Linked DNA regions of Mus musculus: region 2 is linked to region 1. Evidence: chromatin loops called from intact Hi-C (ENCODE). Cell type or tissue: heart. All regions are shown on one strand. Each heading gives the region's core, and the rest is flanking DNA. Links, peaks and the distances in the headings are about the cores only.

What was found. A loop is a pair of places that touch in the nucleus more often than their neighbours do. Peaks named below come from ENCODE experiments on the same cell type or tissue, not always from the same donor. Only the 100,000 strongest peaks of a DNase experiment are listed, where the experiment ranks them.
Region 2: it touches region 1 in a loop (2.5-fold over the local background); 1 of 42 quality-filtered maps calls a loop at or near these places.

Annotation. Positions count from the first base shown.
Region 1 is chr19:25,338,796-25,343,348 of GRCm38, reverse strand. The region is part of intron 3 of Kank1 (KN motif and ankyrin repeat domains 1); the gene reads right to left. Among named protein-coding and RNA genes, the nearest start is that of Gm52392, 60 kb to the left of the region's middle. In heart, for the core only: a CTCF peak has its summit at 2,128 (motif pointing left); no DNase peak of the experiment used is centred there; H3K27ac peaks cover 1,624 bases.
Region 2 is chr19:25,400,040-25,404,592 of GRCm38, reverse strand. All of the region lies in intron 4 of Kank1 (KN motif and ankyrin repeat domains 1), which reads right to left. Gm52392 (a long non-coding RNA gene) reads left to right here and starts at 3,756. Exons shown (of 3, transcript XR_003952906.1): 1 at 3,756-4,191; 2 at 4,464-4,517. In heart, for the core only: no CTCF peak of the experiment used is centred there; no DNase peak of the experiment used is centred there; H3K4me3 peaks cover 273 bases; H3K27ac peaks cover 2,004 bases.

The DNA of each region.
Region 1 (4,553 bases), core at 314-4,313:
CAACAGACCGGGCCTCTCCAGCAGCAGAACTGAGGCTCAGCAGGGACAAGGCAGACACTGCTGCTGCCTTTTCAAAGGCACTAAACTTGCGGTACGTGTGGCATAATTACTATATCGATTAATATTAGGTGTTTCCAACATGGGGAACTGATAAACTGGGGTGGAGAGATGGATGGATGGATGGATGGATGGATGGATGGATGGATGAATGGATGGATGGGTAGGTAGGTTAAGTAAATGGGTGGATAGGAATAAACCCCTCAGATAAACTCCTGTAATAAGAGCGGGCATTTTTGAGAAAATAAAGGAAATGAAAACCAGAACACTAGATGCTGGCCATGCCTCCCCACCTCTCTTAGCTTTTGGGTTTCATTTATCAAGTGTTACCTGTAGAATATAAACTTGATAAGGGAATGGGCACAGTCCTTAAAGATGGCTTATATACCGTAAAGTTCCCATGGTGACATTTGGTATTAAGAAAATATAAATAAAGAGTATTCCTTTATAAAACATGAAGCTAAATCACACTTAGATGAAATGCCAGCTATGAGAAGTGACAAAGGGTTTGTAAACTAACATAAAGATCTGAGTTACACAGCCTGATAGTAACTTAACAGTTAAATGCCTACTTTAACAACCAGCACAGGATCCACCAAGGTTAATTCAAGTTGCTCCAGAAATGACTTAACATTAACTACATCCAAAGAAACCACTGGCTCGTTACCAAAGGCTTCCCTGAGTCCCTGTGGGTTACCTGACAATGAGAGCACTCTGGGGATTAGATGAAAATGAAAAGTCTAGGAGTGAAAACCCACAGCCGGTCATGTTGGCTCCTGCCCATAATCCCAACACTCAGGAGGTGGATGCAAGAGACCTTGAGGGGTCCAGCCTTGGCTACATACTGAGACTGAGCCAATCTGAGCTGCAGGAGAGAGACCCTGGCTCAAAGCAGGGGAGAAAAGGTATTGTTAATCCGAACAAGTTCTAAATTTACTTAGACCTGAGAAGGTCCTCCTTATTGCCCAATATATGGTTGCGTTAAACAACATTTCTTTCAGCGTCAGTCAGGGTGTGGTGCTGTGCTGTTGCTGGGTGAGGAGGCAACTCTGGAATCAGGCTTACAAAGGAGCTCCTGCTGGCCTCCAATGTGAGCCTCTCTGTGGGCTGTTCGGCCTGACCAGGCTTGTCTGAGGCATCCACTCACACGGCAGTCTGGCTCCCCTTCCAATCTTGGGCATATTGGCTCCTGTCTATAATCCCAACTCTTGGGAGGTGGATGCCAGAAGCTTAGGGGTTCAAGTCTAGCCTTGGCTACATACTGCTATCCAAAGAAGAGCAGTGGGCCAATTTTTCCTAGACCCGGAGGCAGAGTTCCCTATTTTCTCTTCCCTTCCTTGTGTGTGTTTAGTCAGTCACGCGCCAGATGGTGTCTTCTCTGCCACTGTTTTCTGTCTTTAGACATCAAAGGGAGTAGGTAAAATATGTTCCCGGTGTCATAGGCCTAATGTAGTGTGCTGACCTAACCTGTATTCAGAGGCTTGCATTAAAACTGCCCCAATGCAGATCAGCCAGAGAAGTAAAGAGACTAACAGCCAAATCAACCAACTGCTTACTGAGAGCCTCTTAAATATTCTTCCTCTAGCAACAACTTCTGCCTGAGAAATAGTCACACAAGCCCAAGGATAGAAAACGATCAAACCTACGGAGCCATCTCTCCAGCCCTGAATATCCGTTTCTATAAAGCAATTTTCACATCTTATTGATTAACTATAATAACATTGGCATTATTCTAATTGACTGTCAATCACTCCTGCCCTGGTCTAAAAGTTCAAAGAGAAAGCAGCAAGGGACATGGCTGGGAACATGGTAGCCTTCGCCCTGAGCTGGTGGAACACACTACAGTGAGTAGCTTCTTGTAAAGCCATGTCTAAACCTCCGTGCCATCCAGAGGTGCCCGCAGCTGCCCCAGCAGCAACTCTTCCCACCCAGGAGGAAACAAAGGAGGAAGGAGGAAGCGCAAGAGGACTCTTTCAAGCATGAGGTTTTAAGTGGCTTTCCTGCCTTTAAAAAAAAAAAAAAATCAGTCACAATGCAATCGAATTCCTCAAAAGGCTGCTAATACTGCCACCTAGTGAACAGTGGGAGAGGCAATAGACAGACCCAGGACCCAAAGAATATCTCTAAAGCAACTCCCAGAGGCTAAGCCCCCCTCCCCCATCTCAATCTCCTTTGAGGCATTACATGCAGAACACTGAGGAGAGGGAACAGTAGAAAGCCGTCGAAATGTGGATTGCTCCGTGCAAGAATTAGCCAAACTTCAGACATGAGCACAGTGGGGTGCACAAATTCCATTTTCCCATAAAGCACTGGACATCTCTGTCCATCTCCAGCAGGGACTGCCACCAGCTGTCCTCAGAGTGTCCTGCTGTAGCATGGCCCTCTCGTGTGGTAACTTTCTGTGGTTTTCTTGAGTTGGTGCCCATTGAACCTCAAGGGCCCTGTTAACTGAGTATCAGGTCCCACTTCCTCCTTTCCCTTGAACAGCAAGCAGAGCAGATGTCCATTTCAGCATGCCCCCAACTCCTCACACGATGCACACTGTCCTGCCTTCTCACTTCCTCTTCCTGTGGTCCCAGCATCTTCCTCCACTGATTCCATGGTTTATTTTATATGTTCTTCTAAGCTACCATGAAATTTTCCCTAATCAAAATTGATGTGTACAAGTGAAAGCCATCAGGAAATGCTTGTGTGTATACTGTGTTCCCAATGGGGTCCTGATGGTACAAACACACACATCGGACAATGGGAATCCTGACCTCTGGCGTCTCTTCCAACTCATACACTCTCCATTGGAGGTCTGCTGACATACAAGCCAGACCTGTGACCAGTGTCCTCATCAAAGCAATGACCTAGCTTCTACTCACTCCAGAATGGCTTCCTAGCATGTCTGCCTTCAATTCCTGCAGCCTGTTCAGTGGCCAGGGCCGTCTTCACTTATCACTCTACAGATGCAGTCTTAATCAACACTTGTCCATTCCTCGACAGGTACCCACATGTTCCCAAGTACCAAGTGCTGATAGAAAAGGTTTCTGTTTTACTATAAAGCCTTATCTAAAGGCACAGAGTAAAAGATTACAGAAGCAGGCATGAAGAAGACGACAACATTGAAACCCCTGATTCAAAACACACAGGCTGGCATAGGCTGGCTTTTCACCATATCTTTGTGTACACCCACTGAGCTGCCTACAATCTGTGTTTAGGTAATGACTGACACCTGAGAGGGGTCCACCACCTAAGTCCTTAGCACTAGTAATGAGATATTAGAAACTATAGAGGTCTCAAAAATGACCTTCTTAGTCCTACACTTGGTTCTGTTTGTTTTCTTCAGAACCATCTGAAGTATAAAATAGCTGAAGGGTTCCTGTCAGCAAAGGATGGGATGGGAGATGTGGGTGGGTCGAGAAGGCAGGTATTCAGGGTAGCAGGTGTGTTCCTTACGCAATGGAAGCTGCTTTTTATTTCAGAACATTGTGTTTTATAGGCTTAGGCATACAAGCACTGAAGGGTCACATGATCCTGGAGCTGACTAGAACGGAAACATTCCTAGGAAGATGAATGATCAAAAACCCTGGGAAAATGGGAACAGTGCCATTCGAAGGCCAGGGCATCAGCCTCCAAGCTTCTGATGTCGTCCTATACAAGAGAGGATGCTGTATCCAAAAGGGACAGAAAACCTACCTTGTCTGGAATTGGCTTCCATGCAGGGAACCCAAATCTAGATATTCAAGTGTTTGGTGAGGACACATCAGAAAGTGTGATTGACAGAGGGTCTTGTGATTTTTATTCCAATGTAACTAGCAGTTGAGGCCTCTGCCTCTTCCCACCTATGCTCTGGATGGAATCCAGAGTCTAGAGGGAAACAGAGTCCAGACAGACATGCAATTTTAGAAATTGGGAACTAAGGCTCAGAGTGAGTGAAGAACTTGGCCCAGAGAGCTGGGCTTGGTACGGTGTTGGTGTCTGCAACTTAGTGAAATTCCTTGGTCTGCTGTTCTTAGTAGAAAGCTATGGTCTAGGCCAGTGCTAGCCAACAGAACTTTGGGGGTTAATAGCATGACCTCTTTAATGAAGACCCAAACCCCAATGTCCAGGTCTGGCCACCTTCTCTTGGAACATGGAGACAAGGACAAGCTGACACTCAGAGTGACTTTTACCTATTGTCAGTCAGGCCTGAGGAGTAGAGGAAGTGAGCCCTGGACAGAGTTTGAAACAATCCAACAAGACAATGAATTGTGAGATCGCCATCGCTACCTTCCTCGGGATCCTATAGACAGACATCAGCTCTGTCAACAGCAGCGCTACATACCAGCCTCTTGCTTGTGGCGGTCCCCAGATAGACAGCAAGACCATGAAAATTGATTTCTACCTGTGGCTCTCAATCGACCATGAAGACAAATCTCAAAGACAGCCAGTTCACAGACATGAAGTCAGACCAACTGTCTCAACCCACCCTCCCTGTATTGCAGGGCGAGCCAGCCATCCCTCCAGGGCCC
Region 2 (4,553 bases), core at 229-4,228, 61 kb before region 1:
AGAGGCAGGCGATCTCTGAGTTCAAGGCCAGCCTGGTCTACAGAGTGAGTTCCAGGACAGCCAGGGCTATACAGAGAAACCCTGTCTCAAAAACCAAAAAAAAAAAAAAAAAAAAAAAAAAAAGCAATAACAGAACTATGTCCATTCTCGCACAGCCCAAACTCCACTGGCCAGTGGAACTCAAGAGAGCAACAGCTTCCAACCGGTCTGGAACTGGAGAGCTGCATAGGTGTTTACGAGAATTTTCTGAGTGCTTGGAATGCAGTACTGGCGGAGTCTGACTACCCCAGCACCCCTCTGTCCTCCTTGTATAACCTTTAATGAAAAGTTATTGGATGCAGAAAAATGACCCTATTCTGTTGAAAGAGTGGGAGGAAAAATTCATAGGAAATAAAATGAGGTGTTAGGCTAGCTGGGGAAAAAGGAATGTCAAACACAGCACGGGTTGAAGTTAGTTACAAAGGTATGAGATCAACAAGCCAGAAGATAATCCGTGAGGAGTGGCCAAAACAGAATGGGATGCTCAAAAAGAGCAGCTGAAGACCAGGGAGGTAGTGATGGTAAGAATACCAAGGAAAGGAGGGTGGGACTGTGTCTGTGGGAGCAGGGGATGTGAAAGGTGGGGGAGGGCTATGTCTGTAGGGGCAGGATAGGTGAGACAGGGGATGGTATAGAAGATGCTCTATACCAAGAGCTGGGAAACCTACCCCTTCCCCTTGTAGTATTTAGCCACCAACTAGGGGATAAAGGCTAATTAAGGCTATCGCAATTACGTCCGTAAGTACTGGACTGAACTTGGCAAAGAGAAATGGAATTCAGAGCACCAATTAAAATGGTTTGGGAGTTTTCTTTTCTTTTTAAAAATACAGTCTTATGGTGTATCTCTCTGGCTGACCTGGAATTGACTGTGTGAGCCAGGGTGCCCTTGAACTCAGAGAACTCTGCTTTCCTCTCAAGTGCTGGGTTTAAAGGTATGTGCTATTGCAAGAATAGCAACAGTCTTACTAGCCACTGGGAAGTGTAGAACAGGGAAGACAGGTATTTATGTGTGCAACTTAGAATCAATATTGAGAAGCATTAAAACCTATCCTTCTGGGTTGGAGAGATGGCTTAGGGGTTAAGAGCACTGGCTGCTCTTCCAAAAGTTCTGAGTTCAATTCCCAGCAACCACATGGTGGCTCACAACCATCTGTAATGGGATCCGATGCCTTCTCCTGGTGTGTCTGTAGAGAGCAACAGTGTGCTCACATACATAAAATAAATAAATCTTTAAAGCAAACAATCAAACAAACAAAACCTATGCTCCATTCTCTTCACTGTTTAACACTCTCTGTTGTAGGAGCTGGGGATACAATGTAAAGGAAAGAAACAAGACCTCCACTCTCACTGGGCTCACAGCCTAGTGCAGATGGCACACATAGGAAAAAGAAACAGACAAGAGGCTTAGCAGGAGTGGAGGGTCCTCAGCAGCCTTGGCAGCAGCCCTGTCTGGAAGACTCCGCTGCTCACTGAATGTGGTTTGCAGCAGGGTCTTAGGCCAGCATCCTTCCTGAGCTGGCCTCACACCTGCAAATCAAAGGTCATCGAGTCCTTTTTCCTCTCATCTCTACCCTGTCAGTCTGGTCTGAAATTAGGGCTGACCACAAAAAACCGTGACAGCCTCAACTAGAGAAGGCTCCCCAAGTCCAGGACAGATCCCTATGAGCTCAGAGGGAAATCGGAATCATCACACCGATAAGGCTAGCCTTTATGTGTAGATTTACCTCCTATAAAACTCCAAACCCCATAAAAAGGCCCATCTGTGGCCTCAACAGCAGTGTAGCAATGTTCTTGTGGCTCTTCTCCATTTGTGAGTGAGATACAGGCACGTTAGAAATCAGTTCACCCAGACTCAATGCATTATTTACTTGATCAATTGTAACTTTATAAACAAGTGCCATTTTCCGTCCAAATGATATTCGATTTGGGAAGACCTGAAACGGACTCTGCCTCACCAGCTAGTAGCTCAGACAGCAGTGGTTCTCAATTCAGTTTTGTTCTCCGTGGTGACATCTGGCAACACCTCAAGGGAGCGCTACAATAGGCGAATGCTTCAGTGGTGGCCTGAGGTGGCATTGAATATTTGCCCCCTCTCCCAAGATAGCCTTTAGGCTCCAAACGCCAGTAGTGCCAAAGCCAAGAAATCCTTGCTGAAGATGTCCAGCAGAGCAAAACATCTGCATACAGAAACATCTGGGCTGTTGCCTGCCACCCCTCTATTTCTCAGTGGGCTATAACATTATGTGCCAGGGACAGGGGTTCTTTTTAAAGACAGAGTCTGCTATGTATCTCTAGGGCATGGAGTTTGCTCTGTAGACCTCAGACTTAGTGATTCTCCTATGTCTGCCCTGAGAGTGGTGTACTACAGATTTGCACCAGCGTGCCTGGCCGTCCATCTTTTCAACCAGTGTATATTCATTGTCTAAAACAATGGGTTTTGTGGTGACATTCTCACCCATGGGTACCATGTACTTCTGTCATACCCCACGCCCCACTCCCTGATTCACTCCTCCTGTCTCCCACTCCCTCCCTCGTGCTCCCTTTTCTAAAGAGTTCCTGTTTTACTTGACCCAGCATCTGAAAGACAACACACAGTATTTATCTTTCTGAGAAAATGCCACTTTCGAGTAAGAAACACTCGTTATTTTTCTAGACTTCTACCATAATGAGCTATTCTTTATTATGAGCCAAAAAGCAGGAGACATTTCCAAACGAATGTGCCTTGGACTTTTAAATGGACAAGGCTCTGATATTATAACTCTATTAGTCAGGGCAAAATGGCTTCATTGTTCTGCTGCACACTCTAAGCCCAATTACCGAGCGAGCCATGAAGGATAATTACACCCGTGTGCCACAACCGCACACATGATTAACATGTTTATACTCAACAGACACTGACTGCCGAAGCTAAAGAGTTAATTCCCACTAAAACTGTCCCCCTCTCACAGGAAGCATGGGGACCTGGCTGAAGAGCTGAATCAGTGTCATAGAAGTGTGGCATTGCCACAGAGTCCCACCATGACAAGAGGCCGAGTATGGCGTGCTACAGCTAGGGGCATCATGGGGGACCCACAGCTATGGCTGGGAAGCAGGCATGAAAGCCATGAAGATAAACTAAATGGTGCTGGTCATGAAGTGAATTCTTCAGCATTTGGAGGCATCAGAGTTAGCAAGCCAGCTCCTCCAGGAAAAGACAGTGGTATAGAGAAAGCACGAACTGGAACTGGACCAGGCCCTTCAGAACAGGTCTAGCAGGAAGCGCTCCTGCCGACAATTGAGCCTTAAGCTTTCATATCCAAACACCTTCCCCCCAATACCAATCTACACTATTCACTATATGGAAAGCCACAAGCAAGATGCCAGTAACATTAGTATTCTGTATTCTGCTGTTAAAGGATGTGTGGTGGCAGGTAAGGCACAGTGTCTTATATTATCAAACAGTTAACTTTGTTTCACGGACTTACTTAATTTGCTTCTTGAGACAGTCTTGATATGTTGTATCCCAGGTCGGCCTCAAACCCCAGATCTGCCTCAGCTGCCCAAGTTCTAGACAGAGGTTAGTTCCTTTCAAACCTGGTTCTTTTCCAGCTAAAAGCCATTCATTCATTCAGCCACACAGGAACGCTAGGCTCTGTTTGAAGAAAGCTGGACTTCTTTGCCCTGGGAGTGTATGTATACTGCCTGTCTTAATCTTGCCCCTGCCTCCCTACAGCTAGTCCAAACACTGCATGCAAATAAGGAAAGTGAAAGGGTATTTCAAAAGCCTTAAGTACCAGACTCCCTGACAGCATCCATGGCGGAACAGCAGCCTCACAGTTTGCTTCGTCTATGTGGCTGCCAGACAGTGTGGTGCTCCTTTCTTTAAATCCTTAGATTTCATCGCCATGTTAGTAAGCTGTGTCACGGTTGTTAACCTGCACATGAGCCCGACAAAAGCCCTCCTTCCTATCCCAGCTCCACACCGCACTCTGTAAATGGGGATGGGGTGGGGGTGTCCTCACTTTAGGAGGAAGACAGATTTAGTTTTTCACTTAGTAACTATGAAGAAACCAACACGGGCCAAGCCGCTTGGTGCTGAACAGAACAGCCACGGGCTGAGCCTGCGCAGATGGAACCTAACAATCTACAGGAGACAGACGAGTGCCTGTACAGGTTAGTGACTGCCTTAGTCACTGCTGTGGAGGTGACCTCACAAGGGCAGGGTAGGGAGTGATCTTGGGATCTGCAGCCATTAGGGTATGTGGGGGGAGGGGATGAGAAACAATCTAGCAGAAAGGCAGTATGGGGCAAGACCAGCTTTGTATCCTGAAACGCATCTTGAAGCTATTGGGTATTTTAAACGAGGGAGTGAAATGGTCCATTTACGTTTTAATAAGATTTCTCTGGCTAGTCAAAGGATTATGTATTAAAATTCCCTTCTACAGCTCCTGGTAGGCTTCCAAGGATTGCGATAACAAATTTTCTCTTCGGACTCACAAGTGAGTATTGTCTGCTTAACAAGAGAGTCAGTGTGG